Regions from separate parts of the Homo sapiens genome. Here region 1 is linked to region 2. Evidence: read pairs that join two places in POLR2A ChIA-PET (ENCODE). Cell type or tissue: OCI-LY7. All regions are shown on one strand.

Region 1 (2,500 bases), 170 kb after region 2:
ATTGCTTGTTTCAGCTCTTGATAGAAATGTAACTTCCCTTGTCCATTTTCCACAGGCAGTGTGTACACAAGGAAGGAAATGGCAGGCTGTTCATATGCAGCAAGATCCACACTTGGCCAAACCTGGGGTCACAGAGATGGACATGGAATCGAGGGCAGAAGATCTGGGTTTGAGTCCAGCAGTGCTTTAGGTAAGTCGTAATCTTTACACAACGGGGATAATGAAACCTGGGATGCCTGCCTCACAAGGTCATAAGCAGAAGAGATGAGGCCGGGCGCAGTGGCTCATGCCTGTAATCCCAGCACTCTGGGAGGCCGATGAGGGCGGATTACTTGAGGTCAGGAGTTCAAGACCAGCCTGGCCAACATGGTGAAACCCTATCTCTACTAAAAAAACAAAAATAAGCTGGGTGTGGTGGTGTGGGCCTGTAATCCCAGCTACTTGGGAGGCTGAGGCAGGAGAATCTCTTGAACCAGGGAGGTGGAGGTTGCAGTGAGCTGAGATTGGGCCACTGCACTCCAGCCCCGGCAACAGAGAGAGACTCTGTCTCAAAAAAAAAATAAAAAAGAAGAAGAAGAAGAGATGGTAGATGCCCAAACATCCTTAAGCAATGAAAAGACCCATGTAAAGCAGAGGCCCCAGGCTGGGATGAGTGGATGAGTACATTGGTGGAGCAAAAAGATCCTGAGATTTGGGAGCCCAAGAGGTTCTGCTTTCTGGCATCAGACCAGAGTGCACCTTCTTGTCCCAGATTCCCAGGGTGACCACCAACAGATGGACAGCTCTGGCTTCTGGCAGGGCAGGGCAGGGCTCTTGGAGGTACCCACCTTCAGTGGGCTGTCTCACAATAATTCCTTCAGGCTTTGGAGATGGTGGTCAGGGCCAGCTGAGATCTGGTGGCCTGCAAGTGAGCTGAGGGCTACTGCAATTAGGCAATTCCTGGGGACCTCACTGATAAGCTCTGGTAGATCAAGCCTGGATGTTTTGTTATTGCATAGGGGTTAATATGATGACCAAGTTCACCTTGGGCTTCTCTCTGGATGTCTTTGCTGGTCTCTCTTTCCTTCATTGCCCTCTCTGACTGAGGTCAGAGTCCTTGAATGGCCCTCAAGCTACCCCTACCCCACTCCCAGGAAAACCTCTGCTCTGGCCTCTTCTCTCCCTGGAGCCCATGCTGAGAGAGCCTGTGGCTCCTCTCACCTGCATAAATAGGTGAGATCACCCAGACACTGCCTCTGGGTGGAAAAGAGAAGGTGTCAAGGGACTGAGCCCTGGGTGTTCCAACATTTAGAAGTAAAGGAGATGAAGAGGGACCTTTCTCCTTTAGCCAAATTACTTCTTAAGAATCGATTCTTGGCTGGGTGAGGTGGCTCATGCCTGTAATCCCAGCACTTTGGGAGGCCGAGGCGGGCGGATCACCTGAGGTTGGGAGTTCAACACTAGCCTGACCAACATGGGGAAACCCTGTCTCTACTAAAAATACAAAAAAATTAGCTAGGTGTGGTATCGCATGCCTGTAACCCCAGCTACTTGGGAGGCTGAGGCAGGAGAATCACTTGAACCCAGGAGGTGGAGGTTGTGGTGAGGCAGAGATCACGCCATTGCACTCCAGCTTGGGCAACAAGAACGTGAAACTCTGTCTCAAAAAAAAAAAAGAAAAGAAAAAAAAGAATCAATTCTTAGTGGTAACATTTCTGGTAAAAGGACATGAACAATATGGTTATAAATGAAGGTATGGATAAATTTCTGGGTAGCTCCACCATCAATGGATATTAGCATTTGACATTTTTTCTTGTTGTTCCATTAGAATATGTAAACTGGCATCTCCAGACTGCTTCCATTTACATGTCTTTGATTTCTGGCAAGAATTAACATTTCCCCACTATGTTTATCTACTAATTGTATGCCCCTTATGGGAATTGTCCAGTCTTTGACCCATTTATCTTTTGGAATCTTGACATTTATTTTACAAATTTGAATTAGTTATTTATGATGGATCTTAATTCTTTGTAATGTTTGATAGAAATATTTTCCCTCTTAAAAAATCTTCAGTAATGCTAATTTTTATAGTGCAATCATTTCAATTGCTTCAAAGCTGAGAAAGTTAAAATTACCCCAGAGAGCTGATAAACTCTCTTTCCAGTTGTCTGCAAGTTCTATCATAATTTGATTTTATATTTAAATCTTTAATCAACCAAAGCTTATTTTGTTGCACGTTTTATTTTTAATAACTTTTCTATTATAAAATCAATAAATGTTTATTATTGTAAAATAGGAAAATAAAGAAGAACAAAAAGAAAAACATACATAGGTCTGTGATTTCACATTTAGAGATAAGCACTGTTGACATTTTGATGTGGATATCCCCAAGTCATTTTTTCTATGTATACAATTATTTAAAAAAAATAACTGTAAACACACTGTACAAAGTGTTTAAATACCTGTGTATTAACAACACATTAATGGCATATTTCAGGGGCATTAAATATTCTTTTAAAAC
Region 2 (2,500 bases):
GGTCTGATTTCTTGTGTGAAAATTTTTTACATTTGTAAAAATGTATAATTTATTCAGAGAAAATCTCTAGATTGATACATTAAAAGCTGTTAAGTTATTTCTGAGCACTGGGATTAAGGGCCTTGGGAGAGTAAGAAGATTTTTATTTTTTACTTCACTCTTCTGCACTGCTTGAATTTTTAATGAACCGGATTCTTTTCGTAATAAATAATTTTTAAAATCACTAAATATATTAGGATGTCAACTATGTTACAATGCATTGCCAATGTTGATTGTTGAAGTTGGGTGATGGGCATGTTGGGTTTCATTGTATTCTTCTCTACTTTTATGTGTATTTGAATATTTCCATAATAAAAACTTTAAATAAAAAATGCGCTGCAAAAGAGTCTATAGAAATACACTACACAGTTAACGTGGTTATCTTAAGGGTGGGAGGACAGAAGAAGGGTTGAATAGAACTTCAGATACCTTCTGCCTCAAATGTTTTATAATGGGAAAACCACTGATACACACACACACACACACACACACACACACACACTCACTGCAGAGCCACCAATGCAAAGAGTTTCATATGTAGAAGGGAGTAGAAAATACTTACTTGATTTCCTAGATAAATGTTAGTTCCTAGGGAAATCTACAAAATAAATGTGTAAGTCGAGTGTTTCATATGTAAGGCTTGGCTGTTCCATATTAAGATTTTTTTTTTTTTTTTTTTTTTTGAGACAAAGTCTCACTCTTTTGTCCAAGCTGGAGTGCAGTGGTGTGATCTCAGCTCACTGCAACCTTCACCTCCTGGGTTCAACCGATTTTCCTGCCTCAGCCTCCCAAGTAGCTGGGACTACAGGCCTGCACCACCATGCCCGGCTAATTTTTGTATTTTTAGTAGAGACGGGGGTTTCACTATCTTGGCCAGGCTGGTCTTGAACTCCTGACCTTGTGATCCACCTGCCTGGGCCTTCCAAAGTGCTGGGATTACAGGCGTGAGACACTGTGCCCGGCCCCATATTAAGATCTTAAGGCTTGTTTTATAAAAAGGATTCCTGGGCATGTTGTATAATCAAAGGTGAAACTCCACAGCATAGCCACATGCCTCTGCACAGTCTCAGCGGCAGCAGGGAGGGCACAGCTAGTGGTCTGCCATGAATGATTTGCACTTATAGCTGGTTACCAAGCTCCATAACATGAAAAGACAGTGTCTTAAAGTACAATACCTAATTATAGCTCTCACATGGGGTCCAAGGGAGTTAATATGTAAAGGACATTTTCTGTTGCTGACTGCAATGGTAGGCTGCATTCATGGACACAGAATCTATAAAGAGGGAAATGATGGTCCATTAGCCGTGTGACCTTGTAAAAGCTAAGCTGTAGGTACCTCATCTGTGAAACAGGGATAATAGTTTTAGCCACCTCAGGGGACTATGATGTGGATTAAAGGAGAATGTATGTAAGGCACCTTGCATATGGTGAACACTCGAATGTCAACTGTTCTGGTTTTCATGTGAAAAACTGCTTACTGAACTGGAACATTTAGCTTGCGAGCAGGTGTCCCCTGATTTTAAGTATCTTCTCCTCTAACAGACATGTGGTTAGGGTCCTTGGTCTGTGGTTAATCTCATTACCCTTGCCAAGTTTAGGAATGGTCATGTCACCTAATTTTGGCCAGTGAGATAAGAGGGCTGTCTCCCGCATGATGTCTACTGTTCCTTCTCTGGATGTTACCATGCCTGAGTGAGCTGCCTGCAGTTGCAGTGGGCAACTTGGTAACAGCCTGAGGATGAAGCCAACATCAAGGATGGTGGAGCAGAGAGAAGGAAAAACACTGCATCTTCATAACATTACCAAGCAGCCCAGTCAGCTCTTCCTGAGGCCCCACTCTACCTTGGAACTTCCTTTTGTGTGAGATTTAAAAACAAAACAAAACCAACCAAACAAAAAACCCTCTTTATTTAAGCCAGTTTGAGTTAGCTTCCAAAGGCATCATGATTGATTGAACCTGCACCAGACAGGATTTGAGGTAGGGGTGGTAGCATGTATTCAGTGATGTTTATTAAGCACTTTAGAATGCAAAAATAAAGACATCAAGAAGTTCCGAGACATGAGGAACTGGGGGTTCTGGAATGATAGCAGCTTGAACTTTTTTCTACTTGCAGTTTAACCCATTTGCCTCTCCTGAGAAAAGCAGCTGCTGGGGCTTGCCGGGGGAAGATAAGGCCTGGGATGTGAATGAGGCTTCGGGCCACAGCAGAATCCTGTCAGAGAGCTGGGGCAAGATTGTCTTCCTGCCTGGGAACCATATCATAAGCCTAAGGAGGGGATCCGGGGCAAGGTCCTCGTGAATGTGTGGGTCTCCCTGCTTCTTGAAGAGCTGACCAGATGGGTTGAGTTGCCTTCACTGCTATGAAGGTGTCTGAGAGAGGTGAGGAGACTAGAAAGGGGGCAGAGAGGCTTCCTTCAAGTCCCTTGCCAGAGGACTGGCAACCCACATGCTGCTAAGCTT

The links. ChIA-PET counts read pairs that join two places held together with the same protein. Peaks named below come from ENCODE experiments on the same cell type or tissue, not always from the same donor. Only the 100,000 strongest peaks of a DNase experiment are listed, where the experiment ranks them.
Region 1: POLR2A ChIA-PET joins it to region 2 with 9 read pairs; 3 of 35 experiments call an interaction of 5 or more read pairs at or near these places.

What each region holds. Positions count from the first base shown.
Region 1 is chr15:58,417,661-58,420,160 of GRCh38, reverse strand. No RefSeq gene overlaps it. Among named protein-coding and RNA genes, the nearest start is that of LIPC, 13 kb to the left of the region's middle. In OCI-LY7, no CTCF peak of the experiment used is centred here; no DNase peak of the experiment used is centred here.
Region 2 is chr15:58,584,958-58,587,457 of GRCh38, reverse strand. No RefSeq gene overlaps it. Among named protein-coding and RNA genes, the nearest start is that of LIPC-AS1, 87 kb to the right of the region's middle. RefSeq lists enhancers at 1,284-1,513, 1,554-1,603, 1,914-1,993. In OCI-LY7, no CTCF peak of the experiment used is centred here; a DNase peak (open chromatin) is centred at 1,537; H3K4me3 peaks cover 1,191 bases; H3K27ac peaks cover 1,880 bases.